Linked DNA regions of Homo sapiens: region 1 is linked to region 2. A link is an interaction called in ENCODE POLR2A ChIA-PET data of the cell type or tissue named here. Cell type or tissue: MCF 10A. All regions are shown on one strand. Each heading gives the region's core, and the rest is flanking DNA. Links, peaks and the distances in the headings are about the cores only.

The links. Peaks named below come from ENCODE experiments on the same cell type or tissue, not always from the same donor. Only the 100,000 strongest peaks of a DNase experiment are listed, where the experiment ranks them.
Region 1: POLR2A ChIA-PET joins it to region 2 with 5 read pairs; 3 of 35 experiments call an interaction of 5 or more read pairs at or near these places.

Annotation. Positions count from the first base shown.
Region 1 is chr5:56,936,792-56,941,194 of GRCh38, reverse strand. It overlaps MIER3 (MIER family member 3), which reads left to right. Exons shown (of 13, transcript NM_001297599.2): 4 at 2,178-2,312; 5 at 3,497-3,617. Among named protein-coding and RNA genes, the nearest start is that of MIER3, 13 kb to the left of the region's middle. In MCF 10A, for the core only: no CTCF peak of the experiment used is centred there; no DNase peak of the experiment used is centred there.
Region 2 is chr5:57,214,390-57,218,792 of GRCh38, reverse strand. All of the region lies in intron 3 of GPBP1 (GC-rich promoter binding protein 1), which reads right to left. Among named protein-coding and RNA genes, the nearest start is that of GPBP1, 43 kb to the right of the region's middle. In MCF 10A, for the core only: no CTCF peak of the experiment used is centred there; a DNase peak (open chromatin) is centred at 1,872.

The DNA of each region.
Region 1 (4,403 bases), core at 101-4,100, 280 kb after region 2:
GCTAACTCATCCTTACATCCTTACAGACTTTGAGACTTACTCCCACTAAGTTCCTCCCACTAAGACTGAATTCCTTGTGAGCAGGGATTCTTCAGTAAATTTCATTTGTATGTCCAGTAGCAAGTAGCTAGTAGCCCTCAGCCAAGCACTTAGAACTGAGTAAATGATGGGAAGGTGGACCATCAGTGCATAAAAGGTGAAAATTGCCACTCCCCATTTCAGGGAGAGAGTGTGAAACTGTGAGGTTCTGCGGAAATACTACTGACAGGTGCTTGGCAAAGGCTGCAACCCAGGCACCTCTTGTATTAGAACCAATATGAGCCAAAGGGAATGGGCTGCATGGACTCTGCAAGGAGCAAGATAGGACTGTAGAGAGACTCTAAATTTGAGTCTTGTTAGCTTCAATGGATTCTTTGGTTTGGAAGAAAAATAATTCATTGAAGTTTCCCCATGGTGTAGGTGAACTTCACCCTGTTCTGACCATCCAATTCAATTTATGCTGATTCCATGCTCCCAGAGGACTTTTGGTTGATTTAAATCCCAAGCTAAAAAAGATTTTCATGATCATTTATGGTCATTAGAAAGGCGTATGTCTACTACTGCAAATTTATAAATTAGTGTTCTATCATATACCTGTTTGTAAGTTCATTGAGCATAAATCTGTTTTAGTTAGACACAATAAATTATGTAAGTTCCATACCTGCAAAGGTGAAGGCCAAACTTTTGCATCCCCTGTGGGCCCTGTGGGCAGCCAGCTGGCCCTCTAAGGAATCATCACTGGCTCTTCTCAGGTCACTTTGTGATCAACTGTGGGCATGTTTTGCACACTCTGCTTTAGTGTTTTCATGTTGTTTGCTTTACGGATTATTTTATTTTAAAGGGAAAACTAAACCATAAGCAAATTTTAAAAATCTCTTAATTGATGGATACAGAAATCTTAAAAATGTTTAACAGATTAACTAGTTCGTGAGTATATTGTTTTGAGGTTATTTATTCGAATGATAAATAGTTCTTTTTTTGTATTTTTAGTAGAGACGGGGTTTCACCATGTTGGCCAGGCTGGTCTCGAACTCCTGACCTCAAGTGATCTGCCTGCCTCGGCCTCCCAAAATGCTAGGATTACAGGAGTGAGCCACTGCGACTGGCCTTGAATGATAAATAGTTCTATACACTTTAGTAGTTAAAACATAGTCATGTGTCACTGAACAAGGGAATACATTCTGAAAAAGGCGTCATTAGGCAGTTTCATTGCTGTGTGAACATCATAGAGTATGCTTAGACAAAAGTAGTTAATGTAGCCTACTACACACCTAGGCTATATGGTGTAGCATATTATTCCTACCACAGCTGTATGTGCATCCTGGCTGTATATGCAGTCTGCATGTACTGAATGTTACGTTGTGCATGGTAACACTTATTTTCACATGGATTCCTAGAGGGGAACAGTGACTTGGTGTCACTGTGAGGCATGGCGTAGGTATTCATAACATAGGCAGCACTGTAGCCAGGGTATGTAATTTTATTAAAGCAGTGCAGCCAGTGAGATAACTTGGGGAACTGGGATTCAAACCCAGAATTAAGCCACAGTTTTCTCACCTGTGAAATGGTGATAACAGTATAATCTTCCTCAGACAGTTGTTTTAAAAAAACTGGTATAAAGATAGGAGATGTAGTAAGAATATAAAAGGATAATTGTTCTTTGAACATAAATATTGCTGATGTTAGTAAACATTCAGCAAAGGTTTTCTACCAGGTGTCTTCTAATTAACATGAAGAATAAAGCAAGTGGTCAGCTGTTAAATGCAAGGAAAGAAGCTGTGAATTACAAGTTATTGATTGATTAATTGGAAATGTTTTCAGGGCAAATCTTTATGTTAACTTGAAAGCAAAAAAAAAGGCACTAAAGCAAATATTTGAGGAATTTTTAAAATAGTAAAATGCTTCTAGAAAATAAAAACTAAGGTGTTAATTGTTAGGCTGTTGTTTATACATTAATTATAGCTCCAGGTGTTTGGTCCTGTTTTCTGACAACAGCACAAAAAGAAAAACTGAAACTTGCCTTTGATTTGTTCTGCTGTTTTGATAATGTGCTTTCTGAACCTAAGGACAGTACAGTTTACCTGCAGTTCAGTATTGTGACATCTGCTGAGTCCGTGTTTATGCCCTGGCTTGAACAGGAAGGAACCATGCCTCTAGAAGATTTACTGGCATTCTATGGCTATGAACCTACAATTCCAGCAGTTGCAAATTCCAGTGCAAATAGTTCCCCAAGTGAACTGGCAGATGAACTACCAGACATGACACTAGACAAAGTAAGTGTGAGCATTTGAAAGAAAAATTCAGGGTCTGTTACCATTGACTGCTTTTACTTCCATTTAAAGTATTATTTAATAATTCTTAAATGTAAACTTCTTGTTGACCCATTGTGCTTATTTTGGTGGCTGATTTAAACTTTGTTTGGCTTTGATCACCCTATGTTAAGAGTAGTATTAATAGCAGCTTCATGGTACTTTGCATGCCTGAATATTCTCCCATAATGTTTTCATCTTTCCTGTGTAGACACATTGTATCTAAACTTAGATTTTGCCTTAACTTCTTTTGATCCTATAAACACATAAAAGCCTTGATTAATAAATCCCCCAGAAGCCTTCAAACCAAGCTGGCTTAGGCGTGGAGTGGTTGGAGAGAAGTTCTGTTTTCTTGGCTCTGGGAGTGACAGCGGCCGCAGCAGCCAAGACCGCGGTGATCCATCTCTAACGTAGGCTGGTTGTGGGGAGGCCTAGTCCCTGCTGAGGAAAATTCACACGGCCATGGCCTCTGCTAACAGATCCCTGGGAACCTTTCCTTGCCTTTCAGATCTCAGGCAGGGAGAGGAATCCACATCTTGGAACCTCTTCCTGTGAGTTATATTGTTCCCACTTTTAAGTCAATGTGATATTAATGTACCACAGACCTTAATGACCATAGTCATTCAACAAGTATTTATTGAGTGGCTACTTTGTGCTAGGCACAAGGATGACTGTATACTTACATAAAAATTAATTCAAACTTGTTTCTTTTAAAATTATGTCAGTAGTCAGTGCTGTTCATTAGTCGGACTTTTAAATTATTGGAAGAGTGGAGGTTGGAGGCATTTTTTCAGTTTTATTATTGACAGAAAATGAATATAATTGTTAACCACTTAAAAGTCAGACTGTTTTTGTTGTAAATTCACTAAAAATTAGCCTACAGCTTTAGATAAGCTCTCTGCATACCCACAAATTAGGCAATTGTTTTAGTATATGGTTGCACTGATTATCATTTAATAGTATATTATTGAATATTATATAATATATAATATTAAATATTTATGTACATGAAGTAAATCATAGGAGAATTTCATATTTCTCTCATAAGGTTCCAACTGCTTCTTAATGATATGTTATAAAAAGATAGTTTTCTTAATTAATGAGATGTAATCATTTCTAACTGTAGCACTGCCTTCTTATTCTTCCAGGAGGAAATAGCAAAAGACCTGTTGTCAGGTGATGACGAGGAAACTCAGTCTTCTGCGGATGATCTGACGCCATCTGTGACTTCCCATGAAACTTCTGATTTCTTCCCTAGGCCTTTACGATGTAAGAAACCCAGTGGATTACTGATAAATAGTAACATTGATACTGTAGCTTTAGTACATTTTATTGTGTTCAGTAATTTGTGTCAGAATATTCTAATATTTTATGTGGTTGAGATAAAATACTTCTATAATTTAAACAAGATTATAACCTTTCTTTTGGGATAGAGGTGAACTAATATGCCATTTAAAAATTGAAATATTTGGCCAGGTGCAGTGGCTCACACCTGTAATCCCAGCACTTTGGGAGGCCGAGGCAGACAGATCACTTGAGGCCAGGAGTTTGAGACCAGCCTAGCCAACATGGTGAAACCTGTTCTTTACTAGAAATACAAAAAATTAGCCAGGTGTGGTGGCATGCACTTGTAATCCCAGCTACTTGGGAGGCTGAGGCACGAGAATCACTTGAACCTTGGGGGTGAAGGTTGCAGCCAGCTGGAGATCATGCTACTGCACTGCAGCCTGGGTGACAGAGAGAGATTCTGTCTCAATAATAATAATAATAATAAGATAAAATAAAAATGGAAATATTGACTTTATTTTTACAAGGCCATTTTCCTTCTCAAGACTCATCTGTTGCTATGGTAATCATTCTTAGTTTGACCACAAAATTTTATAGACCTTTATTTGAATTTCTATTAAAAGGCTCCTGCTCTCCTGGTTTTGAAAACTTATCAGTGCTCAAAAGGTATTTTTACTTTTAATGATTCATCTTTTTCCTATTAGTTCTTGGTGTTACCTCTTAATGTTTATCAGTAATATTTAAAAGGTTTTGGGGTTGGTTGTGTGG
Region 2 (4,403 bases), core at 245-4,244:
AAAATGCCAAATTATAAAATTGATTCTGGCTCGAGCGTGGTGGCTCACGCCTGTTATCCCAGCACACTGGGAGGTAGAGGCAGGCGGATCACTTGAGGTGAAATCAAGTTATCAAGTCCCTGTGATAACTCAAGTTTATGTTAATAGTCACTTAGACTGGGGCCCCCAACAGTCTCAGCACAGGGCCAGTAACAGGAAAAATCAAGTGATTAGAGGGTATGAACTTTCAGCCCCACCACCCATAGACCAATTGCTGAACACATGAAAGTGCTGGGAGGGTAGTACACCCAGACAGGGCATGGAAGCTCCACACACCACACCACCTCCCCTCACCTAATACCTCACCATTATCAATCTATTCACCTGTATCCTTTATAATAAAATCAGCAAATGTGTTTCCCTGAATTCTTTGAGCCATCCCAACAAATTGTTCAGACCCAATGGGGGTGGTTGCAGAAATCCTGGTTTGTAACCAGTGAGGAGTACTGGTGACTGGGACTGGCTATTGGCATCTGAAGTGAAAGCAGTCTTGTGGGACTGAACATTTAACCTGTGGGATCTGACCCTATCCCAAGCAGACAGTGTCAGAACTGAAATGAATTATAGGATACCCAGGTAGTGTCTGCTGGAGAACTGCTTTGAGGGGGAGAATCCAAATTATGTGGTTATAGAAGTGTTCTGTGTTGAGAGTAGAGAGGAAAAAAAGTGGGGTTTTTTTGTTTTTTTTTCTTTTACACAGGTCTTATAGTCTAGAAAAGTCAAAACACCTATAGGAATTACTTTAAATCAAAATGAACACAGCTTGCCTGAACCAAAAGTATAAATTACTATAAAAAATTTCATAAGTGAAAAGAAATTAACTAGTATTTATGAGAAAGATATTTTTAAATAAACTCTTAATCTGTGTGAAAATTTTCATTTATTTAATTTACTTTTGTAGAGAGGCAGGGTTTCACCATGTTGCCCAGGCTGTTCTCAAACTCCTGGCCTCAAGAGATTCTCCAGCCTCAGCCTCCCATAGTACTGGGATTATAGGTGTGAGCCACCATATCTGACCCAAGAGAGTCAATATGCTTTTTCTGAAAATGGTCATATTCTTAATCATACTGGCTCTTTGCATTCGCATTGTCTCATTATTTAGAGGCAAATATCTAGACAGTTACAGGTAGATCTTTGACCACTTGTAGTTGTGTTTTTTTGTGTTTTTTGTTTGTTTGTTTTGAGACAGTATTTCACTCTTCTTGCCCAGGCTGGAGTGCAATGGCACAATCTCGGCTCACCACAACCTCCACCCTCCCGGTTAAAGCGATTCTCCAGCCTCAGCCTCCCAAGTAGCTGGGATTAAGGTATGCACCACCACACCGGGATAATTTTGTATTTTTAGTAGAGACGGGGTTTCTCCATGTTGGTCAGGCTGGTCTCAAACTCCTGACCTCAGGTGATCCGCCCGCCTCGGCCTCCCAAAGTGCTGGGATTATAGGCGTGAGCCACCGCACCCAGGCAGTAGTTGTTTTATGTTTACACACTAGATCATGCTGGAGGGAAGGCCCATCAAAAAGCTCCCCTAACAAAATAACTTGACCAAAAAAATTGTATTACAACTTTTTATCAGAATACGCCGCTATTTTCCACTTTGCAGACTATTAAAGAAATCACTAGTGGCATATAATCTATCAAAAAAGTCCATTTCTAGCATCTGCTTCAAAAATTTATTCTTAGCACATCTTAAAAATAGACAATTTTAATAATTTGCACTCTCCTTGAATGTCTGTAAATGTACCTGTAAAAAACTATTCTATTTTTATTTATATAAGTTAAATCAACATTCCTTAGTGAGTCCTAATATATAACGATATTGCAAAATTCACATTCCTGAAATTGTAGTCATGAGCCATTCGAGTCTTATTTATATGAAAAAAAAAAAGCGTTCCAGATATATGAAAAGGCTTTGAAAAAATGTTCATAAGGAGAAAGTAAAGCAGGTTATCAGAAGAATAGTACAGAAACACGAAGTTTTCAGATTTTCTTAAATAAATGTTTCTTCATTTGCTATGTGCCCTTAGAATAATTTTCAGACTTTTAGTGTTTTTTGTTTTGTTTTGTTTTTGAGACAGAGTCTCACTCCTTCACCCAGGCTGGACTGCAGTGGCACGATCTCGGCTCCCTGCAACCTCTACCTCCCGGGTTCAAGTGATTCTCATGCCACCGCACCTAGCTAATTTTTGTATTTTTAGTAGAGACGGGGTTTGGGCCATGTTAGCTAGGCTGGTCTCGAATTCTTGACCTCAAGTGATCTGCCCACCTGTGCCTCCCAAAGTGCTGGGATTACAGGTGTGAGCCACCACGCCCGACCACGGTGTTTTGTTTTTTAATCGTTTTCCCCAGTTATACTTGTTCAGACTAAAACTCAATTGCAAGAGTCTGCAGCACTTGAGCTACAACCAGCTACCCTCCCCACATCCAATCTGGGCAGCTGTAATCAAGAAGACAGGTTTCTTCCCCTCTCTCATCTTCTAAACAAGGGGGGTACACCTTACTGGGAGAGGCAGACTGCCAACATTTCTCACCCTCTCCAATTCCAACTGAAGAAGTTAAATTTCTGGTAACTACAGTCGAGAACTCTGGAGCTCCTTTATTCCACCCAACCCCCACTCACAGAATGAAGGCTCTACCCCAGGTTCATCAGCCCAAGAACACTGAGGCCCTAATTGCTCTTGCTCCAGCTATCTAATAGGGCAGTAGTTTCACACTGGAAAAACTCAGATTCAGGCTATTGCTCCACCTAGCGCGTGGAGTAATGACTCAAAGATTTTGCCAAGGGTAAGAAGCAGTCTCTCAAAGGAAATAACTTTATTCAAACACTAACAGCCCTCTCAGAAACAATGGAGATACTGGTAGTGAGAAAATAAGAGGCTCCTCTCCATGAAGAGCAATAAGCTGAATAAGCAATAAGTAGTTTCACACTGGAAAAACTTAGAAGATTCAGGCTATTGCTCCACCTAGCACGTGGAGTAATGACTCAAAGATTTTGCCAAGGGTAAGAAGCAGTCTCTCAAAGGAACTAACTTTATTCAAACACTAACAGCCCTCTCAGAAACAATGGAGATACTGGTAGTAAGAAAATAAGTAGCTCCTCTGCATGAAGAGCAATAAGCTGAATCACAGGCCAGCTAGTTCTGAATGAACCTGAGAAAGAGATACGTAAGGAGAGCCCTACTAGGGTCAGAACCAACCTCAGGAGACTGGGCCTCAAAACTACACCTGCCATAACTAAATTGGATCAGAGCATGGATCAAATTTAGGCCCTTCAGGCATTAATGAAAACAATAGAGCAATCAGCTGGGAATTAATGGAGCCTAACGGATGGGTTTGATATCAAATGAGGCAAACAGCTTTACAGAAAGATGGGGAAAGACACAGAAAACTCAGATAAATCACCCTCATCCCAAAGTGACTGTGCACAAACCCTTTACTCTGCACCTCAATCATTTTACTTTCCCTCATAAAGGAGATCAATATTTAAAATGAGTACAGCAGGGACTAAGAATAATTCTAAATCACCACATTCATGGAATTATGAACAAATTAGATAATGTTCAGCAAAGCACTCTGCAAACTGAAGTACATCATGTATGGTGGATATCATTAACAAGTCAATCCATGTAAGAGTAAAAAACAGTATAGAAAAAGGTAAGATGCTCTGTTCAAAGTATATGACTGGTAAGAATTAAAATTTGTGAAACTCTGATTACTACAAAAGACAACTTTGAAATAAATGGCTTAGTGTACGCTGATGGTGTAATAAAAACTGACTTGTTAACTAATAGAACAGGCTGGGCACGGTGGCGCATGCCTGTAATCCCAGCACTTTGGGAGACTGAGGCGGGCAGATCACTTAACGTCAGGCGTTAGAGACCAGCCTAGCCAACATGGCAAAACCTCACCTCTACTATTAATAAAAATACAAAAATTAGTCAGGCATGGTGACCCACACCTGTAATCCCAAATACTCAGGAGAATGAGGCAGAAGAATCGCTTGAACCCAGGAGGTGTAGGCTACAATAAGCCAAGATCATGCCACTGCAATCCAGCCTAGGCGACAGAGCAAAGCTCTGTCTCAAAAAAAAAATTTTAATAGAGCCAACAAATTAAATAACTTAGATGTTAATATAAATGTTTTGGGTTTTTGTTTTTGTTTTGTTTTGTTTTGAGACAGTTTCGCTCTTGTTGCCCAGGCTGGAGTGCAATGGCGCGACCTCAGCTCACCACAACCTCTGCCTCCCAGATTCAAGTGATTCTCCCACCTCAGCCTCTTGAATAGCTGGGAATACAGGCATGCACCACCACGCCTGGCTAATTTTGTATCTGTAGTAGAGACAGGGTTTCTCCATGTTGGTCAGGCT